Linked DNA regions of Mus musculus: region 2 is linked to region 1. The links are chromatin loops, found by intact Hi-C in ENCODE. Cell type or tissue: left cerebral cortex. All regions are shown on one strand.

Region 1 (8,000 bases):
TCCCACCCGGGTGTGCGTGGGAGCGCAGACCCTCTCTGCTAGGCCAGGAACCGAGCCGAGGGCTCGGGTAAAACGAAACGAAAAATGAACACTCAAAAAAAATTTTTTTGTTAGTTTTTTTTTTTTTGTTTTTGTTTTGCGTTCTTGAAGGAGGAGAGGGGAAGAGAAAGGGAAAATAAATTAGGCTAGATTAAAGCTTTGGCTATTTCCTGCTTTTATACACAGATGCGGCTCTCGCGGCCTCCCCTCTGGGGCCCCGATAAATACAGCATACAGCGATTTAAATTAAGGGCGCGGGCGGAGTTAGAAGGACCCCAGGAGCCGAGAGGCTCCACGAATAAATAAAAACCGTAAAAAACCAAGCCCGGAGAAAAGGTGAGGGGGTGGGGCGCGTCCAGGTGCGAGAGAAGAGGCGCGGAAAGAATAAAGTGACAGCCCCCACCCGTGACCTGCAGGCTACAGGGAGTCCGCGCCCGGGAGAGCTGCTGGGGACTCTCCTCTCTTCGTCCATTCTCCCGGGGAATCCCTAACCCCGCACCGCGTTACCTTTCGCTGTGGGGAGGCCGCTGCCGGGATCCGGCCCCGAACAGCCCAGGGGCAGGGGCGGGGGTCGTCGAGGGGATGGGGATAGGGAGCAGGCAGTGGGCACAGGGCGCCCAGAGTGAGTTGGCGCATTCTGGATCTTCCGCTGCTCTCTCCCGGGACTCGGGCGACACAGCCTCTCGGCCGCCTTTCGCCGCTCGCTGGAGAGAGGGGTCGGTCCCGGGTGTTTGGTTTTGTTTAAAAGTTTCTGAGCTTTTTTTTTTTTTTTTTTTTTTCCTTTTTGTAAAATCCAAAGCAAAACCGAATAAACAACAAAAAGAGTCCAGGCCGCGCGCGCTAACTGCGCGCCGGAGGCACCGCTGCGCCGGCGGGGAACCCAGTCCGCAGGGTCACTGCACAGAGCCGGGCAGTGTGTGGTGGTGGTGGTGGTGCAGCGCGGCCGGCGGGGGTGGCGGGGGCGCAGAAGGTGGCGACGCGCTGCCCCCGCCAGGCCCCAGCTCCCCAGGCGCATAAACGTCGTCCATGGGCGGGTGGCCCGCGCCGGCCGCGGGGGTCATGCGCTTCTCCTTCTGCCGCCGGTTGCAGAACCAGACACGCACCACCTCCTTCTCCAGTTGCAGGCTGTCGGCCAGGCCGGTGATCTCGTGCGCAGACGGCTTGGGACACTTGAGAAAGTGGCTCTCGAGCGCGCCTTTGACACCCACCTCGATGGACGTGCGCTTCTTGCGCTTGCGGCCCTGCGCCGCGATCTTGTCCAGGTTGGTGGGGCTGCCGCTGGACGAGTCGGTCTCCTCCAGCCACTTGTTGAGCAGCGGCTTGAGCTTGCACATGTTCTTGAAGCTCAGCTGCAGGGCCTCGAAACGGCAGATGGTGGTCTGCGAGAACACGTTACCGTAGAGGGTGCCCAGCGCCAGTCCCACGTCGGCCTGGGTGAAGCCCAGCTTGATGCGTCGTTGCTTGAACTGCTTGGCGAACTGCTCCAGGTCGTCGGAGCTGGGAGCATCCTCGTCCGAGTGCTCGCCCACCGACGAGCCACCACCGCCCGCGCCCGGGTGCAGGTGCGCCGCCGCCGCGTGCAGGCCGCCCGCGTGTGCATGTCCGTGTGCGTGTCCGTGTGCGCCCAGGTGCGGTGGTGGCGACGGCTCCAGCTGTGCCTCGTGGCCGTCCTCGTGCAGTGCGTGGTGCAGGCCGGGTCCCGCGCCGCCGCCTCCCGCCGCCAGCATCCCGGCCAGGCCGCCGCCGCCGCCACCGGGGTAGGCCGCCTGAGCGTACAGCCCGAGCGGCTGGGGCTGGTGACCCCCGCCGGCCCCGGGCGACGGCGACATGGCGGGGCCCAAGTGGTGCGCTGTGCCGCCTTGTGCCCATGCCGCGCCCGCGTGGGCCGCCCCTTGGTGCACCAGGCGGGCGTGGAAACCGCCGCCACCGCCGCCGTCGTCAGCTCGGCCGGTACCGCCACCGCCTGCCTTGCCGTGTTCCAGGTGCGGGCCGCCCGCCCAGTCGCCGCCGCCGCCTCCTCCCGTGGGTAGCCATTGAGGGTGCGCTAGGCCCACGGGGTGGCCCGCGCCCGCGCCCAGCCACTCGTGGTGCATCAGCTTCTGCACTTCGCGGTACGCGGCCCCCGCGTGCAGCCGCTCGGCCGCCGCTGCCGCCGCCGCGGCGGCATCGGGATGCATGAGCGGCCCTGTGCCCCCAGCTCCGCCGCCGGGGCCCCGCGGCAGATACTGCGCGGTGGTGGCCATGCCGCCCCGCGCCCTGCGCCGCCCCGCCGCCGCCGCCGCCTCGCTCCGTCTGCGGGCCCCGCCGCCGCGCTCCGCCGGCTTAAAGCCCGGACCCGCTGGGCGCTCCGGAGCCCCACCCCGCCCGCCGCCCATTGGCTGCCCGCGGAGCCGCCTCCCGCCTCCCGGCCCCGGCCTCCTCCCCCCGTGCCCGCCCGCCGCCGGGGCCTGCAACCCGGAGCTCGCTATTGGGTCTCGCTCCCGGGGTCCCGCGCGCCGGCAGTGCTGATTGGCCGCTGGGGCTTCATTCATGACCCCCACCACCACCGCCCGCGTACACATTCACGCCCCGGGGGCGCGGCCGCCACGTGGGGAGTGGCGCGGGGGTGGCACTGGGACCGCACCCCCTCCGGTCCCGGCTGCGTGGGCCCCGCTCTCACCGCAGCGCGGGAGACTCGGAGCCCGGTCGGTCCCCACGTTCCACACAAGCTCAATTTCCGCCTGCATCCCACTGGGGCGGGCGGGGGATTGCGGGCTCCGGGAGGCGCTCGGGTTCCGAGCAGAGACTCAGCCCCGCACTCTTCCCTGCGCTGCGCCTCTGCCTGCGGGCCAGGATCCCGCGAGTCTGGGCTGCAGCGAGAGCGAAGCTGCGTGGCTTCCCGGCTCGGTACCGCGCGGCTGCTAACCTCCGGGGCCTCGCCTCCTGCGGCTGCCAGGTCGCATCGCGTTCTCCCAAGGTCTTGGTTTTCCCTCTACTCCCTCTAGACTCAGCGCCACAACTAGCTGGACCTCTGCAGTCCTGAAAGTGCAGCAGGCACGGACAGATTCGGATCGGCTTGGGCTTCACGCCTCTCGCCGGCTCGCCTTCCTTTCCCTGGGCACCGAGGCCAGGTGAGTACCGCGTGGGCAGTGCTGAGCCAGGACAGTGAGCCGCTGAGCCTGTACGCGGAGATGCAAGCTCCAGGAACCAGTTGGGCTCCAGGGTTCTGGAATGAGAGAACCTCGGGGTGGAGACTGGTTCCAGAGAAAGCGCCACCAGTGGGTGGGGAATGGACACTGGGCCCTGTCCTGCGCTGCTGTAGCCTTTTCGTGTTGTTTTCCTCCCAGCTGGAACCGGTGGTCTGTCGGCAGCGCTGGTTGTGCTGGGGTTATGCCGCCCGGAAACTTGCAGAATAGGATTTGTGGACTGACTTAGGGAAGGACAGTTGGGCACCTCGGAAATCCAATGTGCAGGCTGGCAGCTGGCAGCTGGCAGCTGTCTAGCCTCCCGTGGAGTCAACTCGGACTTGTCTGATAGGGAATTGAGTTCGAGGTGTCCTTGTTGGAGAAGTGGACAGTGGGATGCGGCCAACTTCTTCATCCCTGTCCTTGTTTTGTGTCTCTCCTAAGGATCCTGAGTGGAGGGGGCCTCAGTTGGAGCTGGTGTGTGCTTCCTCAGTCTGCATGCCTCCGTACTTCTGCCTATTCCTCTGCTGGGCTTCTGTACACTGCTAGACCTTCTTCTGCTTCAAAGTGATTCAAAGATTTCTGGGTGCCGAGCTGGGGACCTAGCTAGGACCTCACTGGACAGGAATCTACTCAGGACTGTAGAATGAAGCCTATGTATTTGAAGACGAGAGAGAGAGAGAGAGAGAGAGAGAGAGAGAGAGAGAGAGAGAGAGAGAGACAGAGACAGACAAGGGCTCTAAAGGCAGCTGCTGTGGAGATCATCTAAGAGTGGCTGCGACAGAGTTGACAGTGACAAGAGTTACCCTGTCCTCTGAGCCCTGAATGTCCCAAGTTAAGCACCTGCTAATGGAAGAAGAGGCCAGGGTTGTCTGACTATTTGCCATAGTCCTGAACAGGCATTTTCTACCTGCTGGAGTTATGATGGGTTCCTGTATCTGAACCCAGGTAGGGATGCTGGGTTTTCCTGGATCTTGGCCCAGGAAGCAGTCACCCTGAGGCAGCCCAAGTTCTCTTGGTCCATGAACCTGGCTAAGCTTTCTCCCAGCCCTAAGTGTAGGACCAAGGCTTGAATTCTTACAGCGGAAGTCTCTCAGTCTCTCATGCCAGTCCTAACCAGGCCTGTATTACTCTGAAGATTGGGCTCAAACTGGAACTTCCTCTTGTTTTTCAGTTAAAGTACTCTAAATTTGGTTTTCCTTTTTGTAAATTGGGACTGACCATGGCTTACATTGTATCCCTGTCTCCCTAAGGTGAACAGGGAATGGTATGAGATAGAGGGAGTGCCCCCCTCCCCACACAAAGGGCTTTTATTTGCGCTTTTCTGTTGTTGCAGTTTGCTAGGTGGGCAACTAACTTTCCTCAGTGGGCTGTGCGGTTTGGACCAATTTACTTTTTTTCCTCTTCCAAGTTTGACAGTCTGAGAGTCTATACATCTACCCTGATCCTGCTGGAAGATGGGAAATGTCTGGACAGCAGCAGACAGGTTACGCTGTACAGATTTGAGGTTACCACTCAAAGAACAGTGAGGCATGGTGCTGTTCTGTCCATCATTTGGCTTGTGCCTTAACTCCTGGAGGAGCTAATGACATCATCCTCATAGGATGCAGCAGGGCTAGTCTTACTCATGCCGGTCTGCTCCCCCCCACCCCCATTGCTGTAGTTTGCAAGAAGTGGCAGTTTTGGCCTTCAGGGTAAAGATGGCCTACAGTCTTATCTCTGGCCATGCTTGTGAGCAGGTCAGGACTGCCTGGAAGCTGTGTTCCCTGGTCCGTGCTGAGCGGAGGAGAGTTACCCTCAGGAAAGCAGTACCTAAGCTCTTAGGTTGTTACTCAGCATCTTGGTCCCCAGCCTAAGGCCCCTATAGGCAAGCAGACTGTGTGAATCACTTGCTTCTCGGAGCTGAGGTTTCTCCATCTTACAGAGGAGACAGTGATGCCTGGATCTTAGGATTGCTCTGAGGATGTGATGAAGAATGTCATTTAAGTGTCCTTCCTGTACATAGTAGATGCTGCCCCAGGGATCAGCAGCAGCATGAACTAGGAAAGGTAAAATTCTTAACTTTGCATTGGAAATTTTAGACCCTCTACATTGTAGAGTCTACAGTGAGATGGGTTGAGTCCCACTTTTCCTAGGAATTGAGTTTCCCATAGAAGATGTTGGTATCTGTTTCCTTCTTGTTCTTGGAGATTGCATGGGGCACTGAGGACCGTCATAGGACCCTGGCAGATACCTGTACCAGAATGGCTCATCTCTCCAGGACAGTGGTTCTCAACTTGTGGGTCACAACTCCTTTAGGAGTCAAATGATCCTTTCACAGAGGTCATCTAAGACCATCAGAAAACACAGACATTTCCATTACAGTTTATAACGGTAGCAACATTACAGTTATGAAGTAGCAATAAGAATAATTTTATGATTGAGGGGTCACCACAACATGAGGAGCTGGATTCAAAGGCTCGCAGCATTAGGAAGGGTGAGAACCATGGCTCTAGGATCGTCTCCTTCGCAATCTCAGGGAGAAGTCCTCTTTCTAAACATACTGCACAGCCATGGGGTGAACATGCTACTTGGCTGGTGCACATGGAATGGTGGGGACACGGCAGGAGATGTTCACTCTCACATATACTGAACATAGAAATACAGACATGCAAGTCAGTACAGGGACACACGCATACCAATTCGCCACAGGGACATAATCTTGCATGAGTAGAGGAAACATGCAGTTACACAAAGCAATGCCTGATGGTAAATAAAGCAATGTGTCTAAACAGGGTCAGATATAGAAAGCTCACACAGACTGAAATGGGTCTTCCTTGTCTGACACTAAAATATGGGCCCCTGGGGTCACAAACAAACACAGATTCTTTTTTTTTTTATAAAAAAGTTGGATATTTTATTTATTTACATTTCTAATGTTATCCCCTTTCCCAGTTTCCCCTCTGCAAACCCCACTTACCCTGCTTCTATGAAAGTGCTCTCCCACCCATCCACCTACTCCCGCCTCACTGCCCTAGCATTCCTCTACACTGGGGCATCACTTCTTCACAGGACCAAGGGCCTCCCCTCCTATTGATGCCAGCTAAGGCCCCTTCAGCTCCTTCAGTCCTTCCCCTAATTCCTCCATTGGCGTCCCTGTGCTCAGTCCGATGAGCATCCGCATAACAGTGATTCCTGAGTGGCACATAGTGTTAGTCACACAAATAGGTACACTTTGGTATCTATGAACTCTCTTACCCACCTGAGCAGATACAAAGAGTTCTACCATCTCATAGACACCCTTATCCACTCCCTGAATGAACCACCAGTTCTCAACAAAGGGCCAGAAAGCTGGAAGAGACTGTGCTCTGTCCAGAGTCTGGTCCACTTGCTCTCTCCTCAATGTTAGCCTCAAGGACATAGGAAAGTTCTTTCTTTTTAGTTGTTTTTCCCTCCCCCCTTCTCCTCTTCTTGCCCGTACAGGGCAGCTCCCCAGCTAGACTGCTGCCAGTCTCAGGCTTCCCCGTGGGGCTCCTGCCCAGCTGGCCCCCAGGCAGGAGCTCCTCCGCTTTCCCAGAGTGCCCAGCCTCCTCCAGGCTCTGGAGTGTGACCGAGCGCCTGCTCATTTGACACAGGTCACTGAACCTCCAGCAGATGGGGCCCTCGCTGTGGGGGGCCTTTGAGCTGCAGGGCGGTTGGGGGGTGGGTTGTGGGTGTGGGGAGGGCTCTGTAGGGAGGAGTCAGAGCTAGGCAAGCTCCAGTCTGCAAAACCTGAGGTCACAGACATAGACCTCCACCGAGGCTGCCTTGTGAACACAGCTACACTCTTAAGGCTGTCACCGGCAGCACCCTGGCAGTGATGCACACACTGTTATAGTTCAGTTTCATGTTCCTGATAGGGCAACTTGTGCGGTGACTCATGAGCACAAGTTTGGGGCGGGGGTGGGGGCGGGGGTGGGGCAGGGAGGAGGGATGCAGTCCTGTTTAGTGTCTCTTGGTGGCAGCTGGATCTGGCTGCTTTCCCCTTAGGTCCCTGAGCCCCTTGAGCTTTCTTCTAACCATTAGTGGGGAGGATTGGAAGGGCAGAGGGCAGACTCAGCCGCAGACGCAAACCTTTGTGGTGTGGGGGCAGATTCTAGATGCACCACCTGGAGCCCTTGCAAATCAGGGATGCTGGGAAGAGTAAAGGGAGGACTGGGTGACAGAGTTCACCTACTGGGCTGATGGAAGAGCCTTGTCTTAGGATGTCCTCCTACCCATGGGCTTAGACTCTTTATTTGGGGCCAGCTGGGTTTGGGAAGCAATTTCGGCCTGCCTGCCTTCTCTCCCTCTGCCAGTCTTCTCAGAGAGCAGCAGCCCCTGGGAGTCAGGGTCCTGACATTCATCTGGGCCTTGGCTTAGGGCCTGTGGATCTTGAGCCAGTCTCAGTATCCTGATCTCTGTGGCCTTTGACCTCTCCATAGCTTCCTTTAGAAACTGGGCAGGATGACCTCTGATGGTGATTAAAGAGGTGACTCAGCGATGGGTGACCTCTAAGATGTGCCCTGTGGAGGACAACAGACCGTGTGGACCCCCAACATTTCCCCGAGCCTCTGAATAAAGTGTTTTGACTTCAAAAAAGAAAGAAAGGAAGGAAGGAAGGAAGGAAGGAAGGAAGGAAGGAAGGAAGGAAGAAAGACAGGAGGTGGGATGAGATTACCACCCAGTGGAAGCTCGGAAAGGGTACATGTGACTTGATTTTGCTCTCTGTTAGCTGTCTGGGCGAGTTGTAGGAGCAGAAACTGCTCGTTCCTCCGATTAATTATTTAATTTCTAATT
Region 2 (8,000 bases), 90 kb after region 1:
CACTTGGGAGTTGCAGGCACCTTCATGTTCAAGAGTCATTTGTACAAGGCTTTAAGGGGACCCGTGTGGTTCAGGGCAGGCAAGGAGCGTTTGTTGATGTTTTAAATGCCAACAGCAGCTAATTGCTTACTCTACACATTCCATAACAATGGGAGACCTCTAGGTACCAGGCTCTGGGCTGGCATCATCTCCGTATTTACATTGCAAGGTGCTGGATCTTTATGGACATATGGACAGAAAGACAGACAGACAGACAGGCACACACACACCCCACCTCCATATGCAGGGACATAGCATTTGAGCCCTCATCTCAGTCACAAATGTCCACTTGGACACTTTTCACACAGAACCTTCTCTGCTCACGTGTTTGCCGGCCCCTCGCATAGTTTGAGAGGTCACAGGAACTTGTTGTGAGTCTTGGGACAGCATGGGATGGAAATATAGAGCTGGGTCCCTGTGCCCACTTCCACTGTCCTCCTGACCCCCAACTGTCATTCCCATTTGGAACTCTAGCCTTTGTGCCTCAGCTGGGTAGCCATCCTGTGCTATGGGTGTGACTGTCAATTTCAACTACAACAGCGTTCACATCAGGTCTCCTCTGAACCTTCTCCAGTGGGTTTTTCCTTGTCTGAGGTCTTGGTGAGACCTTCCATCTCAGGACAAGAAAAGGTCATGGTTATTCTTGGGTCCTGTGTTCTCTTCACTTCCTGCACCCAGTCGTTGGCCAAACATGCTGGCTGCACTTTAAAAGCGTACCTCTGAGCCCCCTTTGTCACCGGTCACTGCCACCCTGGTACATCCTCCTCAGCTGGCTCTCTGCAGTGACTTCCAGGCAGATGGCTCTGCTTCTGCTCTTGGTCTCTATAGAAGTCTGGGGAGGGTTCATTTCAGACCAGGTCCTCCAGAGGACCTTATAGTGGCCAGCAAGTTCTTATGTGCACTGTTCTGTGTCATCCCATCTCACCTAGTTTCCACGTGGGTAACTCCCTTACAACCACCTTCAAGTCTTTGCTCAAATATCACTTCTTAATGAGGTTGTCTCAAGTATCTTCTTTGATTTCACAGCCTGCTGCCTTTTGGGGCCCTGCCCTCTGATCCTTCTTCCTCTGCTGATTTTTGCTTCTTTTCTTGCCGTCCTCTCCCTCCCCTAGAAGATACCCTTCCCAAAGCAGGTTGAACACACAGAGAAAGAGACTGTGGTAGAGAATTTCCCTTGGAGGGAGTGTACTGGGAAAGGCTCTCAGACCTGTGAAGGAAGCAGCCCAGGACAGAGGAAGGGCTGCCATCTGATGCAGTCACAGCAAAGGCTGGAGCTGATGTCCAGGGACCTGGGATCCAGGGGAGCTTTCAAAGTGGCCAGGCATTAAGACAGGGCATGGACATTTGTGATTCTCTACTGAGCAGACATGGGATGAAGGCTCTCCTAGGGAAGGGAGTAGCCGTAGGTGAAGCAGCTCCCTTTTCAGAGCAGTTTTGCAGAGAGACTGCTGAATGGCCATCCATCAACACTCCCATAACAAGGGAGAGGAGTCTCAGTTCCAAAGTGGGGAACTGGGGCAGACCAGAGAATCCATTATACACTTAAAATATACAAATGAGTATTGACATATTATATTCATTATTTCTTTTTCTTTCCCGCTCTATAGGGAGTTACACGAGGGAACGGCTGTTTGTGGCTACAGCTGCATGAGGTTTCTCAAGTGCTTGGGACAGTAGGTCCTCCATAAATGTTTCCTGAATGAATGAATGAATGAACGAATGAGCCAGTTCAATATTCTCTCTATGTCTCTCTGTGTCTCTGTCTCTCTCTGTCTCTGTGCCTCTGTGTCTCTCTCTGTCTCTCTCTCTCTGTTTTTTTTTTTAAAGACAGGGTTCTCTGTATAACAGCCTTGCCTATTCTGGCATTTGCTTTGTAGACCAAGCTGACCTCAAATTCAGATATCCTCCTGAGTGCTGGGTCTAAAGGCATGTGCCACTGTGTCAGCTGCTGGTTCAATCCTCAGTGTCCTTATTTGCCTCAATCACCACCCTAACTGGAATCTTGGTTCCAGTTCTGACACCAACCAGTTGCACAAACCACAGACAGGTCTAGCTCCTTGGAACCTTTGCTTCCTTCTCTGGGAAATGGGTAAATAGAGGCACCTGTCTCATGGGTTAGAAGGAGGAATGAGCAAACTTGTAAATGTAGCTAGCTGGTGCTCAGTGAAGGTTGGTTGCTGTTGGTGACATCACTCTTGCTCCCAGGAGTCTGCATAGACTTGAACGTGGAGCTCGGACTCCAGCTGGTGCACTCGTGGTCAACAGGTGAGCAGGAAGACGTGGTTTCAGACAGAGATCTGCTTATTAGCAGCAGATAGCTGGAGTTCTTGCTCTGGGAAAACTGTGTGCATCTCTCTCTCTCTCTCTCTCTCTCTCTCTCTCTCTCTCTCTCTCTCTCTCTCTGTGTGTGTGTGTGTGTGTGTGTGTGTGTACATGTGTCTGTATACATTATCACATATGCAAGCAGTGCAAATACAAGCAGTGTTCAAAGATGTAGACTCTCTTTGTTTTGAGACAGGGTCTCCCTTTGTAGTCCTGGCTGGTTTGGAACTCACTACATAGACCACCAGGCTGGCTTCGAACTCACAGAGATCTTCCAGCTTTTGCCTCTTGAGTGCCGACATTAGAGGTGTGTGCCTCTACCATGCCTGGCAAAGCTGTGCTTCTAAAAGACAACTTATCTTAGGCACTGTTTCCTTGAGTAGCCACTCATTCTGGAGAATTAGAATGACCCAGAGGCTCATCTTCCCTCCTGCTTCTCCTCCTCCTATAGCTCTTGCATGAAACTCCTCCCACTACATCACTGAATGAACACCCCACTTCCATAGCCTCGTGGGACTCCCTGTAGACCAGCCCAGTGGAGCACTTGACCTCAGGAACAATACCAACCACCATTCTCCTCTTGAGTTCCCTAATGTGGCTCGAGGAGGTTGCTATGGTTTAGTTCTCAGGGATAGGTAGCATTGGTTGCCCATAGCATCCAATGGTCTCTCTGCCAGAACGGCCTTTTGATAAATGGAACCGCCTCTCCTAGAGTTTATGTTCCTCCCTGGAGGCGGTTCCGACTCACCGACTGTTTACTATCACCTAATTTCGGTCTATCTCTAAAGTGTCATACCTGTTCTAGAACTTTCCAAGGGATTGCCGTCTGCGATGCATATGCACAGGGTTCAAGGATTCACTCAGCCCAGTCCGGCTTTCTTTCCTTTTGACTAATGTCCCTGCTCTCACTCTCCAGTAAATCCTCTGCATGCAAATCTCCATCTTTGATCTATTTCTAGGGAACCTGACCTACTACTACAGTTGGTGCTGGGAGTGGTTCCTAGGAAACAGACTCTAAAATGGGAATCTAGAGCTGGATTATCCACCGGCCTGTTGGTAACGAGAGAGAACCCGTCTCTAGTGGTGGGTGGAGGCTCTAATGGCCTCTGAGTGGCTTGTTAAAACTTTTAGCAGTGGTGAAGTAGGGTGGGATACTGGTGGACGCGGATTTGCTGGTAGGCAACCTCTCTGATATTTGAGAGGCTCGGAGGAGGTAGTGACGACAGAGTCTCTAGAATTAGATGATGTGGCTGGGGCCAAAGACAATGAAAGGCTGGGGTGATCCAACACTACTTTTTAAAAATTAAAAGTTGTTCCTTTATTTGTGTGGGTGTTTCGCCTGCATTTATATCTGTGTACCACGTGTGTACAGTGAACATGGAGGCTGGAAGAAGGTGTTAGATTTCCTAGGACTGGAGTTATAGACAATTGAGCCACCATGCCAGTGCTGGGAATCGAACCCAGATCCCTCTGGAAGGGCAACCAGTGCTCTCAACTGCTGAGCCATCTCTTTAGCCCCTCATCACTAATTCTATAGTGAGCTGTGGAAATGGGAGGGTTTCCTGGCAAACAAACAACAACAACAACAAAGAATTTCTCCTACAGCTGGAGGGTGGAAAAACAGCTGTAATCCAGGATCAGGGTAAAGGGTTTCCAGAGAAAACAGAATTCTCAACAGAGAAAGGCTGCTATGTTTTGATTTGTCACGGTTTGGTTGGGGATCCTGATACCTGGGACACAGACATTTGGGTTGACACCCTAGGTCACCTAGGCAGCAGTTGACCTTCACTTTCTTCCTATTAAAGGCTATAGCTGTCCTGTGTATGCAAATGGTGCAAGGACCTTTCAAGATACCATGCACTATGTAGCAACTGCAGCACAGCCAGCCACCAAGCCAGTAACATGGACGAGACTGCAATATAACCTGACTGTCCATGGAGAAGAGGATGCGGGGCTCAGCTGGTGGGCAGGAGCAAGGGGCTAACTTAGATCCTCTGGTCATACCTCGCTGGTCTACCTTCCACCTTACTGTCAGAGGAAATCTTTTGAAACAGATGGCTTACCAGTCTCTGCCTTACTTAGAACTCTTCAGTAGTCCCTGTTGCCTCCGGGAAAACCCACATTTCTCAGCTTGATGTTGCTTCATCTCTTATCTCAGTTTCCGTGTGTTCTGCTGGCGGTGGCTTTGCTTATTCTCACACTGGAGCCTCTCTTTGCTCTCGCTGTTCCCTTTGCCTGGAAGCTCTTCTTCCTCCCTTCACAGGGAGCCTCTCTAGTTCAGTTCAAGTGCCTTGGGCTCACCTCCAGAAGGGGTTGTGTTCTTATGCCTGCCTTCCTCTCCAGGGGATGCTACCTCTATCTTCAGCTGCTGAGAATGTCAGTTGCTGGGTGTGCCCAGCCACATCCCTCCATGGAGACCGGGAAACAGCAGGCAGATACCTCCACTCAAGTGATGGCCTCTCCTGGAATAGCCAGCAGCTAATACTGGCTGATGAAGGCTAGTCTCCTTACCTCAGCTTAGGATAATGCTTTCCTTTGTGGCTGCAAAGTACTCAAAGGTCTGTCCCTGGTCTTAGGTGCAGTTCTAGGGACTTTCTGTTGCTGTGAGGAATCACTATGGCTAAAAGCAACTTGGGGACAAAAGGGTTCATTTTATCTCACACACCAGTGACAGTTCATCAACTTGAAGCAGAACCCATGGAGGAATACTGCTCACTGACTTGCTCTCATGTTCATGTTCAGCCACCTTTCTTGTGCAGCCCAGGCCCATCAGCCTAGGGAATGGTACTTCCCATAGTGGACTGGGCCCTCCTACAGAAGTTAGCAATCAAGAAAATGCCCCACACATAGAGCCCACAGGCCAATCTGATGGAGATGTTTTGTCAACTAGGGTTTCCTCTTCCCAGTTGACTAGTTTGTGCCAAGTTGACAAAAACTAACCATCATATGTGCAAGTCCAATCCCATCTTTCTCAATAAAAAAAATATGTTTGATTGACATCCAATGGTCGCACTTGCTTCCAGGCTACAGTTTGATGTTTGAGCACATATGCAATCGGTATACTGATGAAACCAGAGCAGTTAGCATTCCCATGTCTTTATCATTGCATCATGTTTGAGCTTTTGAGAGCCTCTCTTCTTAGCTCCCTCTAAAAGCATGTTGCAATGAACTCCCCACACAGGGATTAGAATGCATTCCTTCTGTCTAACTGCGATTGGTATCCCCAATCTACTCTTCCACTCTCCTCCCCACCCTCCCCATCCTCTAGTGAGCACACTTGACAAACTTCGCTTTTAACTTTCTTCCTTTCCTTATAGAAATCTCCAGAGCGCAACTCCTGTCCAGTTGAACTCATTCTTTGAAACCCCCGTTTCAAAGGCTGCTCCAGAGAGCCCAGTTGTCGAACACCTTTTCATGTGTTCTTAGATATTCCTTCTCTGTATCTCCTCAGAATCAACATTAGTTAGTGAGTGTTTTTCAGTTGTCTGTGACTGCGTCACAAACTGTGCCTTGACAATAGCGACTTAAAATGACTGGAGTTCTCCTTTCTGTTTTATGGGTCGGGTGGGCTCTTCTAGTCAGTTCTGCATTATCTGTTGTGACTGGGCTGAGCTGGGGGCCCCTTTGAAGCTGGGATCAAGTGTTTCCCCACTCTCCAGGGCTTCCATCCACATGGTGTCTAATTACTTAATCTGGCTCTCTTACACTCTGCTCACTGGATTCCCAAAAGGAGGAAGTGGAAGTGACTGTCATCTTAAGTCTTGGTCTTCACTCCTGCCACACACGACTGATGAGAGCATGGTGACAGACATGATTGAGAAGGAGGGGACTAGGTTCCACTGTGCAAGAGGAGCATCATGATGTCAGGGGAAGAGGCAGAGGCTGGCCACTGATTCCCACAGCATCATTGTGGGGGTTCCTTGAGAGCAAGGAATCAGTTGTCTGTCCATTGTCCTCAGCCAGGTACTTCCAGGGACTATCAGAGATCTTTGGTGACAGAGATCCAGTCTTACAACTTCTCATGTTAGAATCCTGGGTGCATGCATGAACACACACACACACACACACACACACACACACACACACAGAGAGAGAGAGAGAGAGAGAGAGAGAGAGAGAGAGAGAGAGAGAGAGAGGTGCAGACAAGCCCTGGCTGTCAGCAGCCTTTAATGGCTCCTCTTTAATTCCAAGATAGCACATCCAAATGCTGCCTGGGAATCTTTCTGGGCATGGGCTCTGCCCCCTGGGGCATGAACGGGCAAATTTTATTCAGCCACATGGTTACACAGGGTCCTGGATCCAAACACAGACTTAATAATTAAGGCTCGTCTCTTCTCTCTCTTGTCACTGTACATTTAGAGCATGTGGAAGTCATTAGTGTTGTTTGTCAAATATTTCTGGCTGTGCACCTGCTGAACACATGGAAGGATTGCACTTCTTGGCCCTCTTGTGGTTGGGTGAAGCCTTGTGATGAAGTCTGGCCAATGAGCTGCGCATGGAAGTGACTCCGTGCCATGCACGGGCATCTAATCGCGTTGTGAAGCCTGCAGAGAGAGCTCTTTCCCTCTGGCCTGGTGCTGGCAAGGCTTCAGATGGTGTCTGCTTCACCGGACAGTGGACAAACAAGGGGCAGAGCCCCACCAATGCATGAGGAGCAGGTGACACAGGTACACGGTCTCAGCTGAGATTAGCAGGGGGTTTGTCGGAGTCCTTTGTTCTTGACTTTTGTGCTGATAGAAGGGTCCCAGAGGATCTGAGCTGTCTGAGCTTAGACCTGGAGATGGAGATGAGCAGATGCTGGGATTCAGCTCCTACACTCAGGCCACACACTAATAGGTACTACAGTCACAAAGGCTCAGTGTTCAAACCAAGATGGTATGTTTTTCAGCTAAGCCAGGGCTTTAAGAAAATTCTTGCCACATCTCCTGTTTGGACACCCCCCCCCCCCATTTCCTCATTCACTCCCTGGGATTTGAGTCCTTGTCTTAAAGGCAAGTGATTTGAATGCCCAGACATTTGCATATGGGTTTCCTTCTGTTGCTTTATTCTAGCTCAGCGGCTCTAACTTTAGTGTGCCTAAAAATTTCTGTTCGTGGCTGTATAAACAAACTCATGGATACTGTACTTTGCGAGTGGCTTTAGAGTTTTCCAAGGGCACTTTTGACTTTATGCAATTCCCGTCTCAGGCACTTCCAAATCTGGGCCCCCAGCCCCCCACCCCACCCGTGTGCGATGGGATTCCATTGTTCAAAACCAAAAGAACCTTGCAAGTTTTATGAGATGCTGAGAGCCCAGGATGCCAGCAGCAGCTGCTCTTAGCCTGTTATCCACCCATCACCCAGTCCTGTTGATTGTACACCCATAGTCTAAGCCTCCATCATCCTTCCCCAGGTTCCCAGGGAGGGCCCCTAACTCACTTCTGCTTCTGTCCCTGCTCCTTCCAATCTATTGTCTGCACTGCAGACAGAGTGAGCATCTCCAACCTCTGTCAGGTCACATAGCATCTCTGTGCAAACCCCCTCATCTGCCTCTCTTGGCTCTTAAAAGGAAGACCAGCATCTTTACAGTTTTTCTGAGGCCACAGTGCCCGTCTCTCCGGTCTTATGCCTCTGCAGGCTCCCGTTTGGTCCCTGTGGTCT

The links. Hi-C counts contacts between places; a loop is a spot of excess contacts. Peaks named below come from ENCODE experiments on the same cell type or tissue, not always from the same donor. Only the 100,000 strongest peaks of a DNase experiment are listed, where the experiment ranks them.
Region 2: a loop joins it to region 1, with 2.6 times the contacts of the local background. A loop is called at or near these places in 9 of 42 quality-filtered maps.

What each region holds. Positions count from the first base shown.
Region 1 is chr4:124,651,989-124,659,988 of GRCm38, reverse strand. Pou3f1 (POU domain, class 3, transcription factor 1) reads right to left here and starts at 2,343. Exons shown (of 1, transcript NM_011141.2): 1 at 1-2,343. The coding sequence starts at 2,282. The coding sequence ends at 933. Gm2164 (predicted gene 2164) reads left to right here and starts at 2,502. Exons shown (of 11, transcript NR_168006.1): 1 at 2,502-3,149. In left cerebral cortex, a CTCF peak has its summit at 3,310; DNase peaks (open chromatin) are centred at 2,088, 2,559, 3,227, 3,637 and 3 more places; H3K4me3 peaks cover 3,555 bases; H3K27ac peaks cover 1,060 bases.
Region 2 is chr4:124,561,657-124,569,656 of GRCm38, reverse strand. The region is part of intron 1 of Gm2164 (predicted gene 2164); the gene reads left to right. It overlaps 4933407E24Rik (RIKEN cDNA 4933407E24 gene), which reads right to left and starts at 478. Exons shown (of 3, transcript NR_045819.1): 1 at 364-478. In left cerebral cortex, a CTCF peak has its summit at 6,805; DNase peaks (open chromatin) are centred at 4,456, 6,886, 7,404, 7,645 and 1 more place.